2 separate regions of the Homo sapiens genome follow, and region 1 is linked to region 2. The links are chromatin loops, found by intact Hi-C in ENCODE. Cell type or tissue: MCF 10A. All regions are shown on one strand. Each heading gives the region's core, and the rest is flanking DNA. Links, peaks and the distances in the headings are about the cores only.

Evidence for each region. A loop is a pair of places that touch in the nucleus more often than their neighbours do. Peaks named below come from ENCODE experiments on the same cell type or tissue, not always from the same donor. Only the 100,000 strongest peaks of a DNase experiment are listed, where the experiment ranks them.
Region 1: a loop joins it to region 2, with 6 times the contacts of the local background. A loop is called at or near these places in 13 of 110 quality-filtered maps.

Annotation. Positions count from the first base shown.
Region 1 is chrX:136,572,837-136,581,181 of GRCh38, reverse strand. No RefSeq gene overlaps it. Among named protein-coding and RNA genes, the nearest start is that of MIR934, 26 kb to the right of the region's middle. In MCF 10A, for the core only: a CTCF peak has its summit at 3,411 (motif pointing right); no DNase peak of the experiment used is centred there.
Region 2 is chrX:136,264,922-136,273,266 of GRCh38, reverse strand. No RefSeq gene overlaps it. Among named protein-coding and RNA genes, the nearest start is that of MAP7D3, 18 kb to the right of the region's middle. In MCF 10A, for the core only: a CTCF peak has its summit at 4,623 (motif pointing right); a DNase peak (open chromatin) is centred at 4,616.

The sequences.
Region 1 (8,345 bases), core at 121-8,120, 310 kb before region 2:
TTACCCAAAAGCTCTTACTTAGAGGGCATGATAAATTTCAGGTGCTAAACTGTGGGTGGGGGATGGGGTGGTTCCCAGTCTTCTGGGGAAGACAAACAATTCCAATAGCGCTGAAGGAGTACACAGGACAAAAAGGACATGATAAAGGAAGAGTTTCTAGAGATGTTGAATCCTAAGGAATGAGTAGGAGGGAGCTCCCGAGGCAAAGAGAGCTGAGAAGGACATTCCAGGCAGAGAAGACAGGGAAGAAAGATATGTTTCTGCTGGAGGCCACATGCAGATCAGTACAGCTGGGGTATTACGTGTGATGCAGGGAGGGGTACAAGATGCAGATAAATAGGTGGGCAGGAGTCAGATGATGAAGGACCCGTGGGTCACGCTAGGGAGCTTGAACTTCATCTTATGGGCAGTAGGGAGTCACTAAAGCAATGTTTCTGTTTTTGGCTACATATTGAAATCTCTTCGGGAGCTTTAGCAATACTGATGTCTGGATGCCAAACCTGGATATTCTGATTTAATCAGCTTGGGGTGCAGCCCTGGCATCAGGATATCTGAAATCTGTCCAGGTGATTCTACTGTGCAGGCAGGGTTGAGAGTCACTGCATTAAAGGGTTTCAAACAGGGAATTGACATTCTTTGGGGCTTGTTTTTAGAAAGCTCATGCTGGTACAGGTGGATGAGTAGCCAGAGGCAAGAACCAGCTTGAAGGCTATTACAATAGTCCAGGTGAAAGATGATGTAGAACTGACCAAGAGCAGCAGTTGCAGTACTGAGAGAGGTTTAGGTTGTTAAATTGGCAAGACTTGGGTGATTGACTATCTGTGTGGACTGAGAGAGAGGGAGGAATCAAGAATGACTCCTACAGAAATTTGAACCATCATACATTGCTGGTAGGGTTGTAAAATGGTGTGCTCACTTTGAAAAATAGTTTGGCAGTTCCTCAAAAGCTTAAACGTACAGTTACCAAATGACCCAGCAATTCTAATCTTGGGTATATACTCAGCAACTCTAAAACTAAGTAAAACATATGTCCACACAAAAACTTGTATGTGGATGTTCATAGCAGCATTATTCATAGTAGCCCAAAAGTGGAAACAGCTCAAATGTCAGTTGCCTGATAAATAAAGAAAATGTGATAAATCTATGCAATGGAATATTTTTCAGCCACATAAAGGAATGAAGGACTGATACATGCTACAACATAGATGAACCATGAAAACATTATGCTAAGTGAAAGAAGCCATCACAAAATACCATAAATTGTACAATTGCATTTATGTGAAATATACAGAATAGGCAAATCCAAGGAGACAGAACACAGATTCATTGTTTCCAGAGACTGGGAGAGGGGACGATGGGGAGTGACTGTTAATGGACAAGCAGAACTTTTTCGGGTGTGATGAAATGTCCTAAAACAAGATTGTGGGACTGGTTGAGAAACTTTGTAAATTTACTAAAAAGCACTGAATTGTACAGTTTAAAAAGGCAAATATTATGGTATGTGATATCTCAATAAAAAAGAATGACTTCCAAGTGCCTACGTTGACTGGCTAGGTTAATGCTGATGTCAGAAAATAATGTAGAGAACACAAGTGAAGAAACACATTTGGCAGGGACTGTTGCCTGTGGGGCCTCTAGGTGCTGATATCTAGCAGACAGGTAGATTATGAGGTTGGAGCTTGGGCAGATGTCTTGGCAGGAGACAGAGATTTTGGAGTTATCAACTTGGAAATAGATGGTCATTTATGTTGTGGGAAATGATGCAATTACATAGAAAAAGAGTGTAGTGTGTGAGGACTGGAGGCCAAGCAAAGATCCCTGGGGAACACTAGCATTTAAGGGGTGGTAGAAGAGCTCATGGAGGAGCCAAAAGAGGAGCTGTCAGAGCGAATTGAGGAAAAGCAGCCAAGTGGGAGAAGGGGATTGCCATGGCATCCCAGAGTATTGACATAGAAGGAAGATCCAATTTAAATATCACTATATAATTAAGTCTCTGCTCATATTTCTAGTACTAACCCATACTGGCCCTGTTTTAAAGATATGGATAAGATGACTCATTCAATTATAAATCCTCTACAATAGACGCTTTTACAAATCCTGGTCCTTCTGACAGTTTTATTCTGCCCCCAACCCTACAAAGGCAGAGGTCACCTATCCAGGGCAGAATTAGTTCTTCCACTTTCTGTAGCCCCATTACTTGTGCGGGTACTCTTGGAGACAAGGAGAAGAGGGGCTGTCCCTGGAGGACTGGAAAAATGAGCTATCAGAGTGGACTCTGTATAGAGAGCTGGAAGGGTTTTTCCTGTTAATCAAGCAAGAATAACTAATCAGATGTTACTTTAGCAGCACTTAGCACCTTCCTTGATCTACATCTCTTCTTCCTACTTGCCCCAAGTTGTTCTGCCTCACGTGTTGACAGTAATATTAACAGCTGACCGCTGGGTGCAGTGGCTAATGCCTGTAATCCCAGCATTTTGGGAGGCTGAGGTGGGAGGGTAGTTTGAGCCCAGTAGTTCAAGGCCAGCCTGGGCAGCATAGTGAGACCCCCATCTTTATAATAATAATAATAAAAGAGCTGACATTTATTGTTTATTATATGACTGACATAAGCATTTACTTATTTGGTCCTCAAAATAATCTCGTAAGTTAAGTACTGTTATTCTTCTCATTTAAAAGATGGAGAAAATGAGGCACAGAGAAGCTAAGTAATTTGCCTGATGCAAGAGAGTGGTACAGTCAGAGTGGACCCAGGCAGCCTGACTCTAGGAGCACTTAGTCTTAACCATTACCCTACCAACCTCTCAGTAAGCAGCACCAAGCAGTGTGGTGCAGCAGTAAAGAGAGTGAATTTGAAGTCCATCGAGTCCAAGCCTCTATAACCTAGCACCTAGCTGTGTTACATTTGGCAACTCATGCAACCTCTCTGAGTCTCAGCTTCCTAATCTATATAATAGGGCTATTACTATCTGCCCTGTAAACCTCACGGATTTGTTGTGATGATGAAATGAGATGAGACATGTACTGAGTGGACAGCTACACCTATAAAGTTCTGTGCTTATTTTCCCAGAACCTCACTAGACAGTTGACACAGAGTAGGAACTCAGTACTGCTGATTGAGGGAAAGCAAGGATTTTTCTCACACTCTCTTTCGGCATTTGCTGCACTTTATTATAATTCTCTGTTTGAGAATCTATCTTCCCCACTAGACTGAGCTTGCCAAGGATGAGGACCAAAACTTGTCATCTCTGACTCCGTGGCACCTAGCTCAGAACGTGGCACCTAGCTCAGAACCTGGCACCGAAAGGGCACTCAATAAAAGGTACTATTTAGTGGTAGTGACAATAGTAGGAGAAACCCCAGAAGCAGCACTTTGAATGAATCACTTCCTCGGCGACTACAGCAACAGCCTGTGGCCAGCAGAGAGCAGCAGAGCCCCCAAAGCATAGACCTGTGCATAGACGATGCAAGCCTCTGTGCCTGTGGCCTGTCTCCTTTCTTCTCTAACCTGGCACAGTAATTGGCTTGTCTCTAACAGGATGGAAATTGTGCTTGGTTTGACTAAAATGTGCTTCCCCTGACACCTAAGCAGTTTGCAAATTTTGTCCTGAAACTAGGGCAACAGGACCAGTTTTAGTCACCAAAGTCATTCCCAATGTTACACAGCGTCCATGAGGTCTGAAACTCTCCGGGGAAGGACAGTGTGAAGGGCGCTTAGTATTTCCTTCATTCAGAGCTAAATTCATTTGACAAAAGATCTTATAGAATTTTGAAAGAATTCCTGGCTTTAGAAGACTGATAACTGATGACTTCTGCTTTAAAAAAAAAGTTTGCAAAGTTCTTTCAGAGAGAACTTTTTAGCTACATAATATTTTGATATCTTATGGGTAAAAAGAGAGCCAAATGAAAGCTCTGAGTCAGGAGTCATTAAAGTGGTTGAGTGGATGGTAATCATTTTAGCTAGTAATGGGGAGAAAGGACCAGCATACTGGAAAAGTGGTCTGTTTGTTTCTGCTAACTGATGGACCAACCTTATTATTTTTTCCATTTGACATCAGAATGGGCCTGGAACTAATGGCCCTTCAACAGAAAGCAAAAGCTCTTCTATTTATTTACTTTGTACTTTGGCTTTTACATGTTTCCGTTTTAATATCTTTTAATTACAGCAGTTAGTGTACCAGTTAAGAGGATGAGATTTTGGAGTCAGACAAAACCAGGCTTGCATCCCTGTTCTTCAACTTACCCAGCTGCATGGGCTGGACCACTTACTAAACCACTCCAAGAATTAATTTCTTTATCTGTCAAATAGCACACTAATTCTTGCCTCCAAGGGTTATTTTGCTGATATAATGAGATGATGTATCTAAGGCACTTAGCCCAGAGCCCACCACATGTTGAGTGCTCAGTAAATGGTAGCCTTTATTGTTCAAATATTATTTTAAAATTCCAAATACGCATGCACACAAAATTATGAATTCACCTTGAGGATACACAATGGTTAGGGTAAGATGCCAAAATGAGCCGTGATAAAGAAATAAAGCTCAGAGGGATGGGGTTAATTGTCCAAAGTTAGTCATAAGTGCTGGAGATATACCTTAAGCCTTCATCTATCTGAAGCCAAAGGCTCTATACCTTATCACCAGAAAACCAAGCCTCCCCCTTTCAACTTTGTTCAGGAGGAGCAATCTACTCTTGCCTCCAGCCTTAGGTCCCTCCTCAGAGCCCTAGTATCAGGGAATGCCCTGCACCCCCTTGCAGGTCCATCCCCGAGCCCACTACTCTAACTGACACTGGCTCCCAGGAAGCTGAGCTGTTTACCCAAGGTCACACAGTTGGATGAGCAAGGGCACCTGGGGAAAGAGTGGTAAATTGATTATTCCTTAGCCTCAAACTAGTGCTTCTGGAACATAGAGTAGAATTAATATTTCATGCAACCAGTCATTCACAAACATAGCATTGGGGATGCAGTGATGATCACGGCAGACCTAGCTCATAGTCTAGTGGGGAAGACAGACAAAGAAATAGTCACCTGGGATAAACACAAAGTGACCTGTGCTGTGACTTGGTGTCAAGGAGATAGGGGAAGCCCATGGCGTCATGGGATATCAGAGGAGGTTAGCTATTCCAGTCTTGAGAAGGTCCAAAAACAATCTGTAAAGTTCATTTGTTTTATTTGTTGGCCAAGAGTAATATCAATTGGTCAGTGACACAATGCTATTTTCATTCATTTATTTTTTGGGGAAAAAATTTACTGAACTAGGTTGCTGTGCTAGGCATGATAAAATACAGAGATGGCTCAGACATGGGCATTGTCCTTCTGAAAGCTGGTACTTTCCTTTAGGAAGTGGGTGACAATGGTGCTCTTCAGTTTATTCAGAATTACCAACTCCATCAGCTTCAGGTAACAGAGAATAATAACCAAGGCTGAATAATCCATTGGATGGACTTCTGCCTGGTTAAAATATCTGTTGATTATTTGTTATTATTTGTGTCACAAAGTGTGTTGGCTTATAAGCAGGAAAGCACACCTGAATTTCTGAAACCTTCTGCATGATTATATGTTATGGGATTAGCTAACAGAATATCGAAGACTGATCGTCCTTTGGCTTTTGAGGGTGAAATGAAACTTAATGTCAGTGATATGAACACGCATGTTAATACTGAGATTTGCTCTACCTGCCAGGGGGCAGAGCACTTAGGTAGGACACGCTAAATTGCATTAATGGAGAGTTGAGATATTCCCAGCTGTGCTTCTGGGAAACTAATGAGGTTCAAATGATGTGCTTATTGCACACCTCAGAATATCCCACCAGGGCAGCTCTTGAATATAATTTTCTATGCTCTTTCGCTGGTTTGGGAAGGCATTGCTGCTTCTGTGCCCTTTGTTTACTTGTTATCATGTTCATCTTTCGCTATTTCTGTCCAGGTGCTTCCTGAAAGTTCCATCCTGGAGCTTCCAACCCTGCATTTCCTCCTGAATCTTTGGGTCTATAATAGGAACCTGGACTTAATGAACTTGAAAGATCAGAAAACAGTCTTTGTGGGTCATTTGGAAAAAACTGACATCAATTATCTCAAACCGTAACTGTGATTCTGAATTTCCACTCTGGGTGGAGTTGGCCACCCTGCTTGGTAAGTTATCTAGAAACTGTACTCAGAGGAGCTGCTCCAAGTCCTCAGGGAATTTAGCTCTTTGCTAATGAATTTAATAGGTCATTGGGATTTGCTTCTCTACCTAGGGAGAACTCTGCAACATTTGTTCATATTTGAAGGTTTTAATCAACCCCTTGTCCAGAATGACTGCACTAAACCATAGCTTTTGGCTCTGGGCCAAGGGAGCTATCCCAATTTGCACTTCTCCCAGCTGGTCTTGAATCTCTCTGTCATTCTCTGGACAAGTTGAAGAATGTCCTTTCCAATAGGATAACTTCAGTAATTCAGTCCCCACTGACTGCCGTCGTCTATCTCTTTTGGCTCTCTGCAGCTGCAGAAGAGTGGAAAGAATGTTGACTTTGGATTCAGTCCAAAGAGGGCTAAAGTCGAGACTCCACTACTTTCTAGCTGCATGACCTTACACAGGTGACTTCACCCCTCTGAGCCTCCAGTTTCTCATCAGTAAAATAAAAATAATAATAGTCCCTCCCTGATAAGGTTATTGTGAAGGCTAATGAGATCATGCACATAAAGTGATATAATGTGACCAGCTGTCCTGGTTTGCCTGGGAACGAGGAATTTCCTGGGACATGGGACTTTTAATGCTAAAAGCGGGGTAGTCCCATGCAAACCAGGATGGATGGTCAACCTAGATGAGTATAGTATGTTGTTACCCTACTTTGTCGTTATCACTGGAATAGCCACCATTTCCAGGTCAGGAGACCTCCACATGTACATCTGGTCCACATAATTAATGGATCCAGGCAACCTGTTCCACTTACATGAAAGTCAGGGATTCAGAGCTTTGAATTATAAAGTGCTGTATGTGTTTAAACCATTACTATTACTCTCATTATCTATGGCCTCACATTCCAATAATGGCAGGTTCAATGGTGAAACATATAAAGCCATTAAAGGCAATTCCACATTTATTGAGTGCCTGCTCTGTGAAAGATACTGTGCTAAGCATCAGAGGGAGAACAATGTACTGGGGGAAACAGAATAATAAAATTACAGTTTCTCTTTTTGGGGAAATTCTTCAATGAAGTTTAAAAGGTCACAGCGTATGTTCTTGGCACCTTTGTTGAAAATGAGTTCCCTGTAGGTGTGTGGATTTGTTTCTGGGTTCTCTATTCTGTTCCATTGGTCTATGTGTCTGTTTTTATGCCAGTACCATGCCATTCTCCATGATGTGCTTATTTCACATTGCATGCCTATATCAAAATATCTTATGTACCCCATCTTACATACCCCATAAATACATATGCTTACTATGTACCCATAAAAATGTAAATATCTCCCTCCCTCCCTCCCTCTCTATATATAGAGAATATATATAGAGAGAATATATATAATATATATAAAACATATAATATAATATAAATAATATATAATATATAAATATATAATATAAAATTATATAAAATATATAATGTAATATATATTTATTATATAATATATTATAATATATAATATATATTATTAATATTTATAATATATAATATATAATGTATAATTTTTTAATTTTTTTAGAAACGGTCTTCTCTGTTAAAAAAATTTTAAAAAATATATTATATATTATATATTATACATATTATATATTTATATATAATATGTATATATATACATGTATATATGTATATATTTACATGTATATATGTGTATATATATACATATAATATGTATATGTATATAATATATTATATAATATATAATATTATATACTATACACATAATATTATATATTATACATATATATATTCACTGAGATGGCCACTTAATATTTGTGCCCTTTTAAACTTTCTTTCTCTAGAGAGAGTGAATTCCAGCTCAGTGGATTGTGAGAAAGTGAAAACAATTGTGTAATCAACAGCCAGCTCAGGATATAGAGCATTACCAGCACCGCCGAGGCACTCCTCCCCAAGGCCTCCTTTCAAGCCACTGCCCACTCCCTCCAAAGGAAACCTCCACTTTTATTTTTATCTTGGTTATGTCCTTTGCTGTACTCTCTTTTGGTTTGCCTTGTTCTTTTTCCAGTTTTTTTTTTTTGAGTTGAGAATTTAATTCATTTGTTTTTATTCCTTTAATTGTTGTAGATGTCCAGGGCTATGAATTTTCCTCTGGCCACTGCTTTAAATCCCATAAATTCTGATGTGTAGTGTTTTCATTACCATTATTTTTCAGAAAATCTATAA
Region 2 (8,345 bases), core at 327-8,326:
GATGAAGTCTCACTCTGTTGCCCAGGCTGGAGTGCAGTGGCGGAATTTCAGCTCACTGCAACCTCCACCTCCAAGGTTCAAGCGATTCTCACTTGGAGATTCTCGTGCCTCAGCCTCCTGAGTAGCGGGTTTACAGGCACCCGTTTCCAGACCTGGCTAATTTTTGTATTTATAGTAGAGACAGGGTTTCGCCATGTTGGCCAGGCTGGTCTCGAACTCCTGACCTCAAGTGATCCACCCACCTCAGTCTTCCAAAGTGCTGGGATTACAGATGTGAGCCACTGCGCCCAGCATATCACATTTTTTTTTTTTTTTTAGCCCTTGATGATAAAAGCTCCATTCTAGACAAGAGACCAAATTATTACACATTTTCATCCTGCTTTCCTTGAAGACTTCTCATCAGAAATATATGAGAGGTCCAAATACCCTGCAAATTTGCCAGCGTTTCATATGAACAGTTTTGTCTTTGTTTTAGTTGTAGCCATCCTAATAGGTATGCAGTGGTATCTCACTGTGGCTTTAATTTGCATTTCCTGAATGACTAATGATGTTGAGCATCTTTTCATGTGCTTATTTGCCAGCACTATGCTTGGCACATAATAAATGCTCCCTTCCAAGATTTTGGGTGGTTTCTACCCACTGCTTCCCAAATGCATAATTTCAACAGGGGCCATCTAGAGACAAGGATTTTAAGTTGCAGTTGCTTGTTTGGGAAGAAAGGCATGGGGGAGCTAGAGAGAAGAGTAGATCTCCTGAAACTTCTCACGCAGCACACTGTGTAGTGACCACAGACTTCTGGTGGGAATAATTGTCCTAATTCTAGCTGAGTGTAGTGGCTCATGCCTATAATCCCAGCTACTCAGGAGGCTGAGACAGGAGGATTGTTTGAGGCCAGGAGTTTGAGACAAGCCTGGACAACATAGAGAGACCCTGTCTCTGCAAAAAAACTTTAAAGACTACCTAGGTGTGGTGGCACGCACTTGTAGTTCCAGCTACTCTAGAGGCTGAGGCGGGAGGATCACTTGTGCCCAGGAGTTTGAGGCTGCAGTGAGCTATTATTGCACCATTGCACCCCAGCCTGGGCAACAGAGTGACACTCTGTCTCAAAATAAATAAACAAATAAATGGTTTTTTTAATTGCTCTAATTCTAAAAATTCTTTTTAGTACTAGCTTCTTTGAATTACATATACAAACATACACACACACATGCATGCACACACACACGCATGCACACACACATGCATGATCAGAGGCAGTTTTTTAAATTAAATAATTGTTTTTGAGTGAATTGTACAGTAAAGGCAGATAGCTAGATTGTAGGGGAGCTGTAGCAAGTCGCTGAAAACCTGCCCACATGTCCTGCATTATTACAGTTATGATTCATATAAAATGAGATGAGAACATTTACTATCCTTGCAATCTTCCCTTCACACTCTAAAATGAAGTCTCCATCATTTCTCATTTATTTTGCTGTTGTTTTGTTTTGTTTTGATTTTTAATCACCAACTTGATTCTCAAAGCCTGGAACTCAATTACAAAGTTCATTTTGACTTACCAAATATTTACTGGGTACCTAAAACATGCCAAGCACTAGGCTAGAAAACATGGGAGAATTTCATGTTAAGTAAGACATTCTCTCAACCCCTGGAGGGGAACTTGTGGTCTATGTGCCCCTCAGGCTTGTTTCCGGAAACAGCTGAAAATTCTGCTTGTACTCCAGACTTAGTACATGGAGTCTAGGCATGAGGTGAGTCCTCTATTTTTTTTTTAAAAGAACCCTTTTCTCCTTTGATGACCCTCCAAACACAAAGCTTCCTTTAGTTTCCAACTCACTTCCTCTTTTTTAGCAACATTCTCAGCTTGTATTCAACTATTTCCTGTTCACATTTTCTAACTGTCCTGTTAATTATTCTCTGCCTTAAGAAAAACCATAGAGTAACAACATAAAATATTATACTTGATTTAGTATATATTATTTGCCTAAGGAACCAAAAAAATGTCAAAAGAGGGTCGTGAGAGGTCTAGGCATGGTGGCTCATGCTTGTAATCCCAGCGATTTGGGAGGCCACGGTGGGTGGATTACTTGACGCCAAGAGTTCGAGACCAGCCTGGCCAGCATGGTGAAACCCCATCTCTACTAAAAATACAAAAAAAAAAAAAAATAGCCGGGTGTGGTGGTGCATGCCTGTAACCCCAGCTACTTGGGAGGCTGAGGCAGGAGAATTGCTTGAACCCAGGAGGTGGCGTTTGCAGTGAGCCGAGATGGTGCCACTGCACTCCAGTCTGGGCAATAGAGCGAGACTGTCTCAAAAATAAAGGGGGGGGGGGAGGTGAGAGCAAGAGTAAAATCATTGTAGTGCATATTCGGTTCATATTACATAGATATAGAACAGATGATAGATGAATAGATACATACATACATACATACATACATAGATTCTTGTTTAAGGAACCTCTTCATCTAAATTGGTAATTCAGTGAGAGGAAGAGGGGATTGTATTTGACAAACACAAGAAGGAAGTCCATTTATTTCAGTGAATAATTCTGTGCATGCTTGTTTATTACTGAAGAGAATTTTGTGTGTGAGAGAGGAAGGTTTGAATTACTTAACTACACAGTCAATTCTTAATTATCCATGTTAATAGACAGAAGCGATTACTCTGATAATCTGAAACAACAGATAATCAAAAATTCTTCCCCTTAATTAGTCACCTATCCTCCTACAGTTTGTCTCCCGCTCTATCCCCACCCAGAAAACAATTTTCTGTACATTAGGGAAAATGTTTTCCAGAGGTAATCTCTCCCCTTACAGGCAACTAGCCTACCAAGTGATCCATCAGTTTCCTGAGGAGAGGCTGTAATCCTGGAATGCCTATGTGTTAATTTACAACAAAGTCTAGGGATGGCAAGGAGGGAATCTCTTCCTAGAGTTAAAAATATACATGTCCACTAGTTAGAGGATACACTCACCTCCTGCCTCCTGGTATTAGTGCATCTCAGAAGCCAAGCCTTCAGTGAGTATAGGGCAGTGATTAAGAGCTGAGATGGTCAGGGAGAGCTATGTGACCTTGGGCAAACTGCTTTCTGAGCCTCAACTTACTCAGCTATAAAATAGGGGTCATAATAATTATGACTTCATTGGGCTATTGTCAGATATATGAGATAACGACTGGAAAGTCCCTAACACAATGAATGCCCTTGGTGATATCAGCTATTATTATCATCATTATTGTTATTACTTAGGTTGTTGACAGTGCAAAGAGCTATTCCAGGCTGGGCACAGTGGCTCAAGCCTGTAATCCCAGCACTTTGGGAGGCCAAGGCAGGCAGATCACTTGAGGCCAGGAGTTTGAGACCAACCAGCCTGGCCAACATGGTGAAAACCCATCTCTACTAGAAATATTTTAAAAAATTAGCTGGGTATGGTGTCATGCGCCTGTAATCCCAGCTACTTGGGAGGCTGAGGCATGAGCCTCTCACTTGAACCCGGGAGGCAGAGGAGGTTGCAGTGAGCCATAATTGTGCCACTGCACTCAAGCCTGGGCGACAAAACCAGAATCTGTCTCGAAAAAAAAAAAAAGGAATCATTGCAAGAATGGGGGCCATCCAAACTAGGAGCTGTGAGTTTGCTGCAAATGATTAATAATAATAATAAAATATTTTGATTTTTAAAAATACATTCTAGCAGATTCAAGTTATCCTGCAATAAGCTTTGCTTCTCATCTCACTTCTGATATTCTTTCCTAATAGCAGAGGAAACCGTAAGATTAGATCTGGTGCACTGGGAGCCCTGGGCACTCCCTGATGGGTGGGAATGTATCTGATGAAGATTGAGATCTGTTGACTGGGGGGCCTTTATACTCAGCCTGACCTCTCTGAGTCCTGATGAGAGATTTCTTCCCTCATCCCAGTAGAGAGCATCTTCTAGTGCCTGAAGCTCCCAACAGCTTCAGTTTCTCCAGATTTCCAGCCAGACCACCCATTTCTCCCTACCAGAACGACTTGGCTTCCTTATATATGTTCATATCATTGATGGTATCTCCTAATATTGCTCCAGACTGAAGGTGATTTTGCAAATATCTAATCTCATCCATTTTGGGTGGATTTGATCAGACCAGGTTTCAGAGTTCTGAGACTAGTCTTCTGTCAGTCTTGCCTATGTTAACTACCTTTGTGACCTTGGTCAAATCCGTTTTCTTCTGTGCTATGACCCGGGCTGCCTTAGAAATTCTCTGATGATGGTTCCTTCCTGCTCAGACTTAGGGTTCTAGGATTCCAGCTGGGAGAGGGAGAGGATCAGTAGGAAAGGACACAGTGTAAGCAGATGTTTGGAGGAAACCAAAGACTTCCTACTTAACACTTAAAGACCTCCTACTTAAAGACCTCCTCTTTAATAACTCCTACTTAACACTGCCCAGAGTAGCTCTTCTCCTGATCCCATTTTTCTCAACGGAAGAGATATTGGCTTGCATATACTGAAGCAAATGCTGCAATTTTAACATATTAGTGAAATCTCATAAGTTATTAATATTTGGTAAACTGGATGATTTCTGGTCTTTTTCCCTGGGCCTCCACAGAAGGGCCTGACCTTGCATGATAGCCATCTTCCTTTTACTCGCTAGGTGGCAGCAACACTCAGCTTTGCCAAACAGGAAAAAGGGTCCTTATTGTCATTTCTGTGATGATCTCTGCCATCTGTATGTTTGATTTGGGAGCACCTTGATACTTTGCATTTCTATTTTTATTTTTCTGGACAACTAAAGTTTAACTCCAGTTACAAGTAATCACAAATAACTGTAAGGATTTCAGAAAAAGGAATTGAATGTAAAGCCAGGAAACAACCAGCACAGTAACTGATGAATGGATGATGAAATAGAGCTGGAAAGACTTGCCCAAAGTCATACAGGTAGTTAGTGGCAGAGTGAGAACTAGAAGTCTGTCTCAACTCTCAACCCCAACCTCTTGCCCATTTTTTTCTTTTGGGAGGTGAATATACCCAATAGTTTCATGGAGTAACTATGGACCCTGGGGCAGATTCGTTAACCTCTCTAGGCCTCGAGTTCTTTGTCTGTAGTATGGGGATAATGATAGTAGCTACCTCATAGGATTCTATCAGAATTAAATGAAACTATGCCTGCAAGGGGCAGGGAGGCACGTCATACTCAGGCAGGTGTGTCACCCACAGGAATGGGCAGCATACACTGGGATGCCTGATGGCATTTTGGACCACAGCTTTCTTTGAGAGAGTCTCATACAACACTCCGCACATAATTTGCCTTCTTTTTTCCACATACAGGACAGTGCATGCATTTTTAACAAACACATTTAAGCTATATTCCAAAAATAAGAAATGAGAAAGGGGGACTGATGTCCAATGAAAGGATGTCCAAGGCCTCTTTCAATGTTAACAGTCTCTGAATGCAATGTGTCTAACTCCAGGTTTCTCTCTTAGCAGAGGAAGTGGGAGAGAAAGTGCCTCCATCAGTTGCTATCACATTGCCTCAATAACCCACCTATAACAAAGACCTGAGGTAGAATAGTTGGCTTTCCCTGATTATTCTCTGAGTATTCTAGGACAGTCTCTGAGTACCACACCTGGTACTCTGGCTCCCTTAAAATATGCACAAAACCATCATGAACAGAAACATCAATACAAGTGAGTCTCATACAGGTAAGCATTGCATTTGCAAATATCGCAGTGTAATCATAATCAGGATCCATTCTCAGAAATTTTTTTTTTTTTTTTTTGAGACAGAGTCTCACTCTGGCACCCAGGCTAGAAAACAGTGGCGCCATCTCGGCTTACTGCAAACTCCACCTCCCGGGTTGAAGTAATTCTCCTGCCTCAGCCTCCCAAGTAGCTGAGACTACAGGTGCGCACCACCAGGGCATGCTAATTTTTGTATTTTTAGTAGAGATGGGGTTTCGCCACATTGGACAGGCTGTTCTCGAACTCCTGACCTCAAGTAATCTGCCCACCTCGGCCTCCCAAAGTGCTGGGATTACAGGTGTGAGCCACCATGCCCAGCCATCAGAAATTATTCTTAGGACCAAAGCTACTGAGTATCTCCAGAAAGCCTAGGGCTGAGCCGGTTTTGTGGCTGGTAGAGTCCTACAGAATCACTGTAGCTAAATTAAATCCAAGTGATCTCAATGCCTTTCAGTTACAAAGTGCATATGTTATTTGTGTAATGTTTTGTTCATTTTTTACAAGGCACTTTGGGAGTATTTTTAATCTCATTTGATCCTTAAAACAACACTGGAGTTAGTGTGGCAGGTTGTAAGTCACCATCTCATAAATGAGAAGAATATGAGAGGCAGAACAAGATCAAGTACAAAGGCCTTCAAATCAGACAGACTTGAGTTCATATCATAGCTCTGGTACTTCCCAGCTGTGTGACTCCAAGCAAGTTAAATGGTCTTTCTAAGCCTCAGTTTCCTCCTCTGCAAAAAGGGGCTAATAGAGTTCGCTCCAGGGGTTGTTCTGAGGATTAAATAAGATAGTGAATGGAGGCAAAGGGTCTTGATATTTTTTTAATTACTTATTATAATTAAATCATTGACTATTTGTAACAGAAGTCAGGACAGGCACCCCAAATCCAGTGGGCTAAATGTTCAAATTCAAGGATATGGATTCACAGATCCAGAGTCAGACTTTTCTCGCTAAAAAAAAAAAAAAAAAAAGACAGTCTTTTCTTATTAGCTAATCTTTGATACCAAAATCACCTTTTTGTCCATGAATTTGTGTATCTCCAATGTTTGATTTGGCGAAGGACTTTTCATGTTCCCACTTCTGTGTGTGGGTTTTGTGAGATTTTGCCTAGTATTGATATGCAGAAACTGTTTGTCCTGTTGTGTATCAGCATGGCCATTTCTGCTCCAAGATTCTGCACAGAAAGAGTAAGTTAGAAAAAGGCCAGGAAGGCCAGGCACGGTGACTCATGCCTGTAATCCTAGCACGTTGGGAGGCCGAGACGGGTGGATCATCTGAGGTCAGGAGTTCAAGACCAGCCTGGCCAACATGGTGAAACCCCATGTCTACTAAAAATACAAAAATTAGCCAGGTGTGGTGGTGTGTGCCTGTCATCCCAGCTACCTGGGAGGCTGAGGCATGATCCTCTCTGTTGAACCCAGGAGGCAGAGGCTGCAGTGACCTGAGATCCTACCAAGGCACTTCAGCCTGGGCAACAGAGCAAGACTTTGCAAAAAAAAAAAAAAAGACAGAAAGAAAAGGCCAGGAAAGCACTAACAGTGCAGAAGACAGGGTGGGGTAAGTAGGGGTGGGGAAGGAAGTTTCAGCCAAGAATTCTCAAGTTGCTTTTCTATGCCTGGAGAGAAGAGTTAAACCACGTTTTTTTCCCAATAGTATAGACTCGATGGGGTGCAGTGGCTCAGGCCTGTAATCCCAGAGCTTTAGGGAGCTGAATCAGGAGAATCACTTGAGGCCAAGAGTTCAAGGCTGCAGTGAGCTATGATTGTGCCACTGCACCTCCAGCCTGGGCAACAGAGTGAGACCCCGTCTTTTAAAAATAAAAAATAATATTGTCTCCCCATCACTGATGACATGCAGACACACTGAACTGGTGGTATTTCTCTGGAGAGCAATTTGGTTTGAAAGCTCTTTATACCTCTGCCCCCATTGCTGAGACCACATTCCGAAGAAACAATCCCCAAAGGAACAAGGGGATAGAAGGTGAAAAACTGTGTAAGATCATTCCAAGCCCAGCTGTTTATAATGGTGAAAAACTGAAAACAATCCAAATGTTCAATAATGGTAGAATGTCTTAAAAATGTAGTCTATCGACCAGATGGAATGCTATTTAGGCATTAAAGTGGTAAGTATGTGGTAAGTTAAGTGAAAAAGGCAGATCACAACATGGTATGGACATAAACATTATAACTATGTAAACCTGATATGTAGACATTAATATAAAGGAAAGAGGCCGGGCGTGGTGGCTCACGCCTGTAATCCCAGCACTTTGGGATGCCGAGGCCAGCAGATCACCTGAGGTCAGGAGTTCCAGACCAGCCTAGCCAACATGGTGAAACCTCGTCTCTACTAAAAATACAAAAATTAGCCGGGCGTGGTGGCAGATGCCTGTAATCCCAGCTACTCGGGAGGCTGAGGCAGGAGAGTCACTTGAACCCAGGAGACAGAGCTTGCAGTGAGATGAGATCACGCCACTACACTCCAGCCTGGGAGACAAGAACGAGACTCTGTCTCAAAAATATATATGTGTGTAAAGGAAAGAAAACGTGTGTAGTGTAGGGAACGAGCTACTGTGCATGCCACTTTATAAATATTATCTCATTTAATTCTCATAGCAACTAATCATTTTGTTCT